3 separate regions of the Homo sapiens genome follow, and all the other regions are linked to region 1. Evidence: chromatin loops called from intact Hi-C (ENCODE). Cell type or tissue: ascending aorta. All regions are shown on one strand.

What was found. A loop is a pair of places that touch in the nucleus more often than their neighbours do. Peaks named below come from ENCODE experiments on the same cell type or tissue, not always from the same donor. Only the 100,000 strongest peaks of a DNase experiment are listed, where the experiment ranks them.
Region 2: it touches region 1 in a loop (4-fold over the local background); 28 of 110 quality-filtered maps call a loop at or near these places.
Region 3: a loop joins it to region 1, with 6 times the contacts of the local background. A loop is called at or near these places in 28 of 110 quality-filtered maps.

The regions. Positions count from the first base shown.
Region 1 is chr14:76,808,903-76,812,902 of GRCh38, forward strand. It overlaps ANGEL1 (angel homolog 1), which reads right to left and starts at 3,980. Exons shown (of 10, transcript NM_015305.4): 1 at 3,862-3,980; 2 at 157-741. The coding sequence starts at 3,925. RefSeq lists enhancers at 3,021-3,595, 3,596-4,000 and a silencer at 3,618-4,000. In ascending aorta, a CTCF peak has its summit at 2,224 (motif pointing left); DNase peaks (open chromatin) are centred at 2,289 and 3,589; H3K4me3 peaks cover 2,232 bases; H3K27ac peaks cover 1,036 bases.
Region 2 is chr14:76,700,092-76,704,091 of GRCh38, forward strand. No RefSeq gene overlaps it. Among named protein-coding and RNA genes, the nearest start is that of VASH1, 59 kb to the right of the region's middle. In ascending aorta, no CTCF peak of the experiment used is centred here; a DNase peak (open chromatin) is centred at 2,120; H3K27ac peaks cover 2,367 bases.
Region 3 is chr14:76,708,438-76,712,437 of GRCh38, forward strand. It overlaps LOC105370577 (a long non-coding RNA gene), which reads right to left. Exons shown (of 2, transcript XR_007064273.1): 2 at 1,993-2,378. Among named protein-coding and RNA genes, the nearest start is that of VASH1, 51 kb to the right of the region's middle. In ascending aorta, a CTCF peak has its summit at 1,884 (motif pointing right); no DNase peak of the experiment used is centred here.

The sequences.
Region 1 (4,000 bases):
CTGTAAGGACCCTCTAGATCTGACATGCCAAGATTCTTAGAAAAATAGAATGCAGTGGCAGAGCTCCCTACCATAGAATCTTCTCTTTAGCAATGGCTCTGCCCACACCTGAGACACCCTGTTCCCTTGGCTCACTCAACCAGTTGTCAGACTCACCATGATATGGTATTTCCACTGCGGGAGGCTGCAACTGCCCCAGGCCCTCAAAGGGCCAGATGGAAGCCTCTTCCTGGGGCACAGGCTCAGGTGCTATGCTCCAGGCCAACACCGCTGGGTCCTCTTCCCACTGCTCTGTGGCCAGGGCACCCACTGGGAGGGCAGCACAGTCTGCATACTGGGGCTCCGACTGCATGGGGATAGCTGCCCACATGGAGCCCTCCACCCCCTCCACCTCCAGCAGTGGCTCCTCTCCTAGCATCTCAGGGAAAGGCTCATCCAGGTTCTCTGCAGCCCGAAGGTCACTCAGCTGCCTGCTGGACCACCTGTCCTCTGAAGCAGCATTCTCTTCTCCAGGATTATCCATCAGAAGTGCCAGGCTGCTCTGGGCTAGTCCTTTATCTATAAGGGGCCCCTCACTTGCAGTTGAGAGCACCTGGCTCAACCCTTCTTCTCGCCACTGCTGCAGCAGGCCCTCACATTCCTCCTGCTCAGGGCCCCGAGGGGCCATGGCAAAGTCGCCCTCTACCTGGGGGGATGAGCTGTTCGCCAGAAGGACATTTTTTCGACATGTGAAGAAAGCATCTAGGAGGAAAGCCAAAATACCAGGTTATAAGACTGTCATCCAACCCACACTATTCTCCCAGCTAAAACATAAGCCCAATAAAAGCAAGACCCATATCCACCTTGCTCATCATTGTACCATCACTGAGCCTGCCTACCTTAATGCCTGAACATCATCATCATCATCAGGGCAAAGTATTCACTATGTGCCAGGCACTGTTCTTTACAAGTGTTGACTAATTTATATGGCAGGGATCTGATAAATATTCAGTGCATGAAAGAACAGCTGTCTCACATAATCTAGAACACAGATGGGCACATATACCCACACTCCTTTTACATGACTTAGTTAAGACTACTATTAACAAACTCTTTGGTTCTAAGAATCACATTACATTGCAACCAGCAACTGACTGTTAATCAGAACTGTGGGTTATGATCTAGCACCAAAATTAATAAAACTGACCTTGAACAATGCCCCTAGTCAGATGAAGTTACTCTTGACTGTAAAATGGGGACAAGAGGCCAGGCGTGGTGGCTCCCAGCACTTTGGGAGGCAGAGACAGAGGCAGCAGGATCACTTGAGGCCAGGAGTTAGAGACCAGCCTGGGCAACATAACGAAACTTCATCTCTACAAAAAATTAAAAATTAGCCAAGTACGGTGGCACATGCCCATGGTCCTAGCTACTTGGGAGGCTGAAATGAGAGGATTGCTTGAGCCCAGGTTGACGCTGCAGTGAGCTATGACTGCCCTTCTGCACTCCCGCCTGGGAGACAAAGTGAGACCTCATCTCAAAAAAAAAAAGAAAAGAAAAGAAAAAAATAAATTTTAAATTTAAAAAAATAGAGACAAGTTTGAACTAGATAATCTCTGAGCTTTTCTAGCTGTATAAATTCCCTAATCTATTAATGTATTCCAAAAGAAAAAGTCCTAAAGTAGACAGTCTCAAAAATCTATACAATTTACATCTTAGCAAGGGCCCTTAAGCCTTTTCTCAAAGCTACTTATTGTAATAAAATCTTCACAAACTTCATTATCTGCTTTCCCATTCCACAACACATCAGAGGCTATAAATTACAAGGTGCCAACAATCGACAGTAAGAGACAGCTGACATCTCTCTGATACTGCAGCCACCAATGACAGCCAACAGGCAAGAAAGAAAGTGGGAAAAACTCTAAAATTAGAGCCCCCAAACTCTGAGCACAGTATTTTGGTGAGAGCAAACAACTCCTACACTCACACACTCAACCATTTATTTACAGCACAGGACGAGTAACATGCACGATGCTGGCCCTCAATCACTAGACTCATTTTATTGGCAATTTTTTTTTAAAGGGAAGAAACCTTAAAAGTGGCTCAAATATTGAAAGACGGTTCAAATATCTTGTTTGGGGTCTATGTATATTTATGTCCTTCTAAACAATGGTTTTAACCACGGTGATTTTGCCCTCGGAAGACATTTAGCAACGTTCAGAGACACTGTTGTTGTCACAACTGCAGCATTGCTACTGGCATCTAGTGGTTAGAGGACAGAGACGCTGCTGAACTTCCAACAATTCACAGGACAGACCCACACCAAATGATCCGGTCCAAAACGTCAACAGTGCTGAGATTGAGAAACCCTGCTCTAAACCTATGTATGGGCTGGGTCGTTGAGCTTTAGCCTCAAGGACTTCCTGATTATCTGCCCCTTGAAATATCCTCTGTGTATACCAGATGGCAGAGGTTCTTTGGTTCATATGCACGAAGTTACTAGCTTTCAATTTTGGTAGATGTCTTTTGGTGGTGGTGGTGGTGGATTTTCAGCAGCAGAATGCTTTTGTTTTTTAAAAATCTTATCTGGAAACCAAATATGCCAAGTAAATATAAGTGGGACTACTGTAATGTGTAGGTGGGGGGGCGGGGGGGGCCCTCCTCTGAGATCCCTAGAACTCTACTGGTCTGGAAACCTCTGGACTAGTATACTGTATCACTAAGGCATTAGAAGAGCTCCAGGAAAAACAGCAACATAGTTAAAAGAATATGTTTAGTTCTCTGGAAACAATTACTTCTGTGGAGTTTCCCACATTCCTCAGAAGTATGGACACACAAGACATTCCTGAATTCACTGAGTGCCTACTGTATACCAAGCAATGTGTTAACACCAGAGATACAGCGAACAAAATGGACGTGGCCCTGCGCTCCTGAAGTTTGCATTCTAATGGCAGATACACAGTAAAATTTAAAATATTTCTATATGAAATATATATTATCAATGACACACACATTGCGTACCAATTGTGTAAAGTTCCACAAAGGAAAACCACAGAATATACAATTGGAGCCCTCATTCCTAAGTACTTCTTGGTCCTGTCCCATAAATTAAAGGCAAAAAGTCTGCGAGTTCCATGGGATCTCAGAAACTGATGGTCGCATAAAACCCTCCGTAATTTCAAAGCCCAGAAATAGAGAATGCAGACAAATTATGAAACAATAACGAAATAAACACCCCCTCTTTGAGGTATCGACTGGGCATTGCCCCCACCCCAGCACATCTCCCTCTAAACCGCCGGGAGTGGGGGCAGGAATGCTCCAAAGCTGAGATCTAAATGTGTCTCTGATTGAACGTCCGTTTTTCAACCAAAGACACCGGTGAGCGAGAGCTGCCAGGTGGCAGTGAAAGGCGAGTGTGAAGTTAACCTGGGGAAGATCGGTGCGTCCAGTACTTCGGCCATAAACCTCCCAGAGCCGACCCGCCTCGCCCGCTGAGAATTTGGGCACTCGCCTAGGTCCGAGCTACTACCCCTTCCCGACCCGCCGGGGTGCTGACTTGGCCGACCCCACAATTTCTCTGCACCCCCAGGGCCAGGAAAGGGCCCTGCCCGTCCACAGCTCCTCTCCACCTTAACCGCGGCCGGACGCCATCTGACAACAGGCGGGAGGAGGGGCCGCCCACGAGGGACGTCGGCCAGGTCCAGGCCTCGTGGGGTCAGGAGGGGCCCGCGGGGCAGGGGCTCAGGACCGCCTCCCTACACCTCGGCACTGCCCGGGGCACGGTAGTCGTGAGGCCCGGCCAACCGCACGCCGCCCCAGGCCCGCGGAGCCCCGCAGAGGCGAGCCCTGGCCGGGCTCCTGTCTGTCGGTACGCCTGGCCGGTACCTGAGAGGGCGCGGAAGAGGCGCGTGGCCGGCAGCAGCAGGTAACACAAGCACGACGCGATCATGGCCGGCCGCCCGCGCCCGCCTCCGCTCCTCACTGCAGCCAGCAGGTCCTCCCTCAGCTCGGCCCCGCCCCCGGC
Region 2 (4,000 bases), 110 kb before region 1:
CCAGCTTACTCAGAGTGACTTGCTCACTTATCCACTCAACAAAGCATTGGAGAATGCCTGCCGGGTGCCTGACTCCATGTACTGTTCTAGGTGCTGAAATGCAGCAGTAAAAGAGGGAGATTGTTGGCTGCTTTGGTGGAACCTACTTTCTAATAGAGGGAGAGAGAAGACAAATCAATCAAGAATGCACATGAAAATATCAGACACTGATAAATGCCACTGAGGAAGTAAACGGAAGGCCGCACCTGGGGAGCCACACTGCTGGGTGGTCAGGAAGGAAGGGACATTTTAACAGAGATTGAGTGATGAGGACTCACCTCGTGAAGACCTGGAGGAAGAGCAAGTGGAGCAGCCGACACAGCTGGGGCAAAAACCCTACAGCAGGGATGAGCTCAGTATCTCAGAGGCGCTGCCTCCGACAGAAAAGAATAACAGCACATCCCCCGAGTTTCTAGAGGTTTCAACCAAATTTTGTTCTTTTGAAGACTCAGGTTTTATCTTTAAAATGAAAGCAAATTTTGGGTTCCAGTCTTTGAGACAACCATATTTATTTTTGTGTTAAACCTATCTGTCTTTAAAAAAAAAAGAGAGAGAGAATATACTTGGATTGAGGTAAGCCAAGATTAAACTTCTAAAAGGTAACATCCCATAGTCCAGAGAAATCTGACGCAAGGTAGCTAGATGCCATTTCATCCTCGTGTTTATCGTTCACCTGGCAGTGACAGAATCTGGGCCTCCAGTAAGTCCAAGTCCAATTCTCAAGAACACATGACAAGATCTGACTTGGGTGGGACAGGAAACCTCCTTGGTGGGTTATTTCCTCCATTCCCCCAACCTTAGATCCTGCACAACACACATTATCAGCAGGTTTGTTCCTGAACCCCAGGACCATGACTCAAGGCCATGAACAACTTAACCCAAGCAATCTAGGAATCCTGGCCTGTGCGGTGTGCCACATCACCTGGTCAGATCATCTCCTCATCAGATGACTGGTATGGCCTGAATTGTGTCACCCTCGCATTTATACACTAATGTCCTAATCCCCAGTACCTTAGAATATGGCCGAATTTGGAAGTAGGGCCTTTAAAGAGATGATTAAGATTAAATGAGATCATGTGGTGGGCCCTACTCCAGTATGACTGGTGTCCTTATAAGAAAGGAAGAGCGACCAGGGATGTTCACTCACAGAGGAAAGGCCATCTACAAGCCAAGGACAGAGGCCTTGGAAAAAACCAAAACTGCTGACACCTCGATCTTGGACTTCTAGCCTCCAGAACTGTGAGTAAATTTCTGTTGTTTAAGTCATCCAGTCTGTGGTATCGTGTTACAGCAGCCCTGCCAGATTAATACAATAACCCAACAAGAGCCCAAGGTGAGGGGACTCCAGGGAATGGGCACCCCAAAAGTAAAGTTTTAGAGTTTCCTTTCCCAAAGTTTTCTCCACCCGAGATAGAGTGGTCACTGGTTGGCTTCCTTCCTCATACCTTTAGAACTCACCACGGGCCAGCTCCATGTCCCCAGCTGGGCACTGTGTCTCTGACTCAATCCATTCCTTTCCCAGCCCTCAGGATCCTGTGCTAATGAAGGCATCATCAGCTTCAGCCACGCTTTTGTTCTCTACACCATCCCTTCAAAGATGGAGGTTGGGGCAAGGACCCCTCCCTGGAACCAGGCCAAAGGTTCAGTATTGGAAAAGCATTGATTCTTTCCCCATAGTCCTTAAATATTCTTTTTACAAAGACTACACCAGATTAAAACAGTTCCGTGGCACAATCTCTACAGGTCTGTTAATTCAGGACAGAGCTCTGGAATTAATGGCCAAGAACAAGAACCAGCTTTATTATAACTGCATCAATTCCAACAACATGTGCTGGGTAAATATTACCTCCAACAAGGTCCAAACTAGCCTATAGCCAAATGCAGCTTATAACCATGATTTTCCCTATACTTCTTCCTCCTAGCAAGATTTGGACTTCTCTCTTGATGAATCAGGCCTCTAGGTCATACATCCAACTGGAGAAGCCAGAAGTAACATCATCTTGGCCAAAACCAACAAGTCCACCTCCCAGTTGTCCCTCCTCTGGGAAACCGCCCATTTGGCTCTGCAGCCAGCACTGCCTTCGTGGCATGTGGTGTAATGGATGTAACCAGGACAGTGTGTACCAAAGCTGAGAAAAGTCTCCATGTATGACACCAAGGCCAAAAAGGAAAAGTATGCCAGCGTCTGGTTCAAAAGTGGAGAAATGAGACAAACCTGTCTGATGACCCAACTGTACATCCCATCCAATCTATGAGTCCAGCTATGGTGACTGGAGCCACTACGATGTTTATTCTTATAGCGACATGTGAGGAAGGTAACAGGAGTATCAGGCGAGGGAAAGGGTGAGGCTCCTTGGGACTAAGCACACTCATATTTGTTGGTTTGTTTGCTGAGTGTGTGTTTGCTTGTGTCTTTATTTTACGCAGAGGGCATTCCTCAAATGCTGGGTGACCTTGGCTGTCTGTTCATATTTAAGAGTGAGACATCAAAAGTTGATTGCCACCTGCAACCCAGCAACTCCACTCCTAGGTTAATGCCCAGGAGACATGCATACAAATATGCACCAAAGGATACACACAAGAATTCCCGTAGCAGCTCTGTAATAGCACACCACTCAAAACTACCCACAAGTCCATCAACAGTAGATGGGATAAATAAATTGTAGCATATAAACACAACGGGATTCAATACAGCACTGAGAATGAACAATCTATAACTACATGCAACAATATGAATGAGTCTTACAAAAATTACGCTGAATAAAATAAGTCAGAACCAAAAAGCATACATGCTATGTGATTCCATTTATTTAAAGACAAAACATGCAAATCATTAATGTGCAAGATGAGAAGTCAAGATAGTGGTTGTCCTTCGGTGGAGATAGTACACATTACACTTATATAAAGCAGATGCTAGAGGGAAAGCAACGAAAAATAGAGAAAAATACCTATAGGGAGAATTAAACGCACCATTCTCAGTAGGAGACAGGTCAAATGGACAAAAATTAAGCATATATGTCAAAATCTAAACAACCTAATCAACAAGATGAGTGCTTAAAATATTTTTTTAATTTATTTTTTGAGACACAGTCTCGCTCTGTTGCCCAAGCTGGAGTGCAGTGGTGCGATCTTGGCTCACTGCAACCTCCGCCTCCCGGGTTCAAGTGATTCTCCTGCCTCAGCCTCCTGAGTAGCTGGGGTTATAGGCACCTACCACCACACCTGGCTAATTTTTGTATTATTAGTAGAGACAGGGTTTCACCATGTTAGTCAGGCTGGCCTCAAACTCCTGACCTCGTGTGATCTGCCCACCTTGGCCTCCCAAATTAAAATCATTGCATCCTGATTTAAGCACACGAAAACACATACACGTTGGGATTCTGATTGGAAGGGTATTACATTTATATGTTAACTTTAGAAGAGTTTATATTTTTATGTCATTTCATCCATGAATATGGAATGTCTCTCCATTTGTTAGTATAGAAAAAAGCTATTGATTTTTGTACATTTATCTTACACATAGCCACTTTACAAAATTCTATTATTAATTTTAATCGTTATTAATTCTACTAATTTGCTATTAGACTGGGTTTTCAATTCTACCAGACCAGAAAAAGAAAATATGATTTTTCCTTCTTTGGTAATACTCATACAGATTATTTCATTTCTTTTCTTATTTCATTCGTAAGGACTTCCAAAAAATGTTCAACATTAGCAGTGATAACAGGCAAACTTGTCTTATTCTTTATATTAAAAGAATGATTCTCTCAGGCACTGCTCAGAACCAAAGGAGCCTGTCTCCTTTAGCCACCATGCACAGGCATTTACCAAGGTCCTGACAATCACAGCCCCTCATTCCAGGAGCCTGCAGATACCCTGGAGATGGGGTCACTAGGCGGGCTTGAAAACCCCAGGCTCTCTCCACTCTTTCTTTTCTTTCCTTTGCTTCCCTTTTCTCTTT
Region 3 (4,000 bases), 100 kb before region 1:
TTACTTTTTATTCTATTTTATTTGAGACCAAGTCTCGCTCTGTTGCCCAGGCTGGAGTGCAGTGGTGCGATCTTGGCTCACAAGCGCTCTGCCTCCTGGGTTCAAGTGATTCTCCTGCCTCAGCCTCCTGAGTAGCTGGGATTACAGGCACATGCCACCACGCCTGGCTAATTTTTTTGTATTTTTAGTACAGACGGGGTTTCACCAAGTTGGCCAAGCTGGTCATGAACTCCTGGCCTCAGGTGATCTACCCACTTTGGCCTCCGAAAGTGCTAGGATTACAGGCATGAACCACAGTGCCCAGCCAATTATTTTAAATTAATAATCAGTTAACAAACCAGTAATTATCAGCCTTTTATATTTTATAATCCACCAATTTCTATTTTATTCCCCTAAGCTGTAGGTGCCTTTTATTCTTGTTTTTCAAGAAGGAGTTTTGCCTGGGCACATAACATTGTACACTGGTTCCTGGGCTCAAGGTTGGGTGCTACCACTTGGCTCAAGGCTGGGTGCTACCACTCTTATGCGTCCCCTGCCAAAGCCTCTGTCATGTTGTGCAGTTTCCCGTACACTTTGCCAGCCAGGACTAGACTGTCTATTGATATTTTTCTCTCTCCCTGATTCACCACCACGAGGCTCTGGGTGGGGAACCATGAAAGGGATGCGACTTTGAAGAGCCCTCAGAATGCCACATTGGTTCCCCTGTCGCCGTACACACTCGCCTCCAGCGGTGCCTCCAGACCACCCTGCCACTGCTTTTTTTCTTCTTTTTTTTTTTTTTTTTTGAGATGGAGTCTTGCTCTGTCGCCCAGACTGGAGTGCAGTGGCACGATCTCAACTCACTGCAACCTCCATCTCCTGGGTTCAAGCAATTTTCCTGCCACAGCCTCCCAAGTAGCTGGGACTACAGGCGCATGCCACCATGTCTGGCTAGTTTTTGTATTTTTAGTAGAGACAAGGTTTCACCATGTTGGCCAGGCTGGTCTCGAACTCCTGACCTCAGGTGATCTGCCCACCTTGGCCTCCCAAAGCGCTGGGATTACAGGCGTGAGCCACTGTGCCCGGCCACCCTGCCACTTCTTCCATCGAAGCCCAGCCCACGATGCTGCTTCCCCTCCCTGCCCCACTCCATGTCCAGAGCCTCTGCCCATCTCACCAGTAAACACCCAAGAATCAGTGGGCTGCAGGGAGAGCTCCACCAATCCCCCTTGGTGCGGTGGCTCACGCCTGTAATCCCTGCACTTTGGGAGGCCGAGGTGGGCAGATCACCTGAGGTCAGGAGCTCAAGACCAGCCTGGCCAACATCGCGAAACCCCATCTCTACTAAAAATACAAAAATTAGCTGGGCGTGATGGCGCACGCCTGTAGTCCCAGCTACTCGGGAGGCTGAGGCAGGAGAATCGCTTGAACCCGGGAGGTGGAGGTTGCAGTGAGCGGAGGTTGCAGGGTCGCACTCCAGCCTGTGCGACAGAGTGAGACTCCATCTGAAAAATAAATAAATAAGCTGTCAGAAAAAAACTCCAGCTGGCGTCCCCCTCCCTGCAGCCTGAAGTCTGGAGGCAGAGACAGTATCTAATGGATCCTTATAATTTTAGCCCAAAGTGCGAATGAGGGCATGGCAAAGCCGCAGGCAGAGTTTTGAAGCAATTAACTATGAATGCAAGGGGCCTCTCTCTCCTGCGTTCAGCCAAATCACAAGTGTATTCCCTTCACTCATTACAATGTAGCTAAGACAATTAAGTATTGTCTAACTGTGGCGCAATTAAAACCCCTGTAATTAAGGAAGGTGGGGGCCAGAAGAAAAGGACTCTGGTTCTGAAAACTCAGCCCGAGTCCAAGCAAAAGAGCAATGTACACATTTGCCACTAGATGGCAGGCTTCCTGCTTTATTCGCTAGCTCTCCCAATTTTATTAAATACAGAAATGATCCTGACCAGTACTCTAGCAATCCAATCTTCCAAAGCTTCCAAACACATTAAAACTCATAGAATGTTAAAGGTGGACAAAAGTTTAATGAATTTTTTTGCCGAACCTTACATTTACAGAAGAGAGAGAGAGAGAGTCCTAAAGGTAAACCCCAGGTTGTTTTTCTATTATTCTACTCTGCCTCTAAACAAAAGCCACCCAAAAACCTCCTTAAAAAGAGACATAATATAGGTGTGTTCCGTTTCTGAAAAATGCAAACAGCGCTGTTATGATTTTTTACACCTTTCTGCATGTACGTAATGCTGACAGAGAGATGAACTCTTCCATAAACATGGTTGGATGTTTACCTCGTTTCTGTCTTCTTTGTGAGCTTGGCGAGTGCTGGGGCTAGTCAGTAACTTGAAGTCCAAGATCCCTAATTCAGCTCTGTGCTCTCACAGCCTTACCAAAGCCTGGTAAAAGGACAAATGAGACATCCGAGTTGGTTGTAAGGAAGTAAAGTGGAGTCCCTACAACCAGCTGGGTGACTTTAGCCAAGGGACTTGCTTCTTGGGACCTTGATTTCAAAAAAAGGGGACGTTGGATTCACTCTATCATCTAAATCTGTAAGTGCAAAAAGTAATACAAGAGAAGTGTCCTGTAGAGCACGAGGAATGTTGCAGGACATGGGTTCTCAAAGTGTGGTCGGACCCCTAAGCGTACCCTCTCCCTTCTCCGATTATGTATCTATTCAAGGACAGGTTTTTTTCATAGACTTCAGTTAAAACAACATGTCAGCGAGGCGTGGTGGCTCACACCTGTAATCCCAGCAGTTTGGGAGGCTGAGGTGGGAGGATCACCTGAGATCAGGAGTTCGAGACTAGCCTGACCAATACAGTGAAACCTTGTCTCTACTAAAAATACAAAAAGTAGCTGGGCTTGGTGGCAGGCGCCTGTAATCCCAGCTACTCAGGAGGCTGAGGCAGGAGAATCGCTTGAATCCGGGGGGCAGAGGTTGCAGTGAGCCGAGATTGCGCCATCGCACTCTAGCCTGGGTGACAAAGCAAGACTCCATCTCAAAAAAAAAAAAATCACAAGAGATGGAATGAAGGAGATATGAGAATCTGTAGACCAAACATTTAAAAGATTTGCAAAAATATAAAACAACACCACTCTGCAAATGTCTTTGTTTTAGAAAATATAGCTATTGTTGGTAAAAATGTGTAATTTATGTTAACATGCAATGGATTTTTACAGTTATTGTTACATGTATTAATAAATATTTGAATTTTCCCAGCTATAATTTCTAATATAGCAAGGCAAATATAAAAATGTCTCACATGAACAAAAGCTCTTGGAGGCTGTCAATCATTTTTAAGAGCATAAAGGGGTCCTGAGACCAAAAATTTGAGACCTGCTGTTGTAAGTTTCATCAGTCCCTTTCTTAGCTCTGTTATTTATCTTTTCATTCTTCAGAAGCAGAGAATTGTATATCCAAAGATGTTAATTTCAGCATTATCTACAATAGCAAAGAAAAAAGAGACTAAAAGACAATGTCTAACACCAGAGGAAAGGTTCAACCATAATAAATATGCTCCATTGACCCAATAGAATTAGATATTATAGTATTATAAGAAAATGATTAGGGGCCGGGCACGGTGGCTCATGCTTGTAATCTCAGCACTTTGGGAGGCCAAGGTGGGTGAATCACTTGAGGTCGGGAATTCGAGACCAGCCTGACCAACGTGGAGAAACCCCATCTCCACTAAAAATACAAAAAAATTAGCCGGGCGTGGTGGCCCATGCTTGTAATCCCAGCTACTCGGGAGGCTGAGGCAAGAGAATCACTTGAACCCAGGAGGCTGAACAGAAAAGGACAATGGCCTCTTTGTCCCTAGTGTAAGAGAGCTGGGGGGAGCCCTAGGAACCCACCAATGGTAAATTTAAAATGCTGCCTTAAAGGTATTGAACAAGTCCGGGTGTGATGGCTCATGCCTGTAATCCCAGCACTTTGGGAGCCCGAGGCGGGAGGATCACTTTAGCCCAGGAGTTCAAGATCAGCCTGGGCAACATGGTGAGACCCCATCTCTACAAA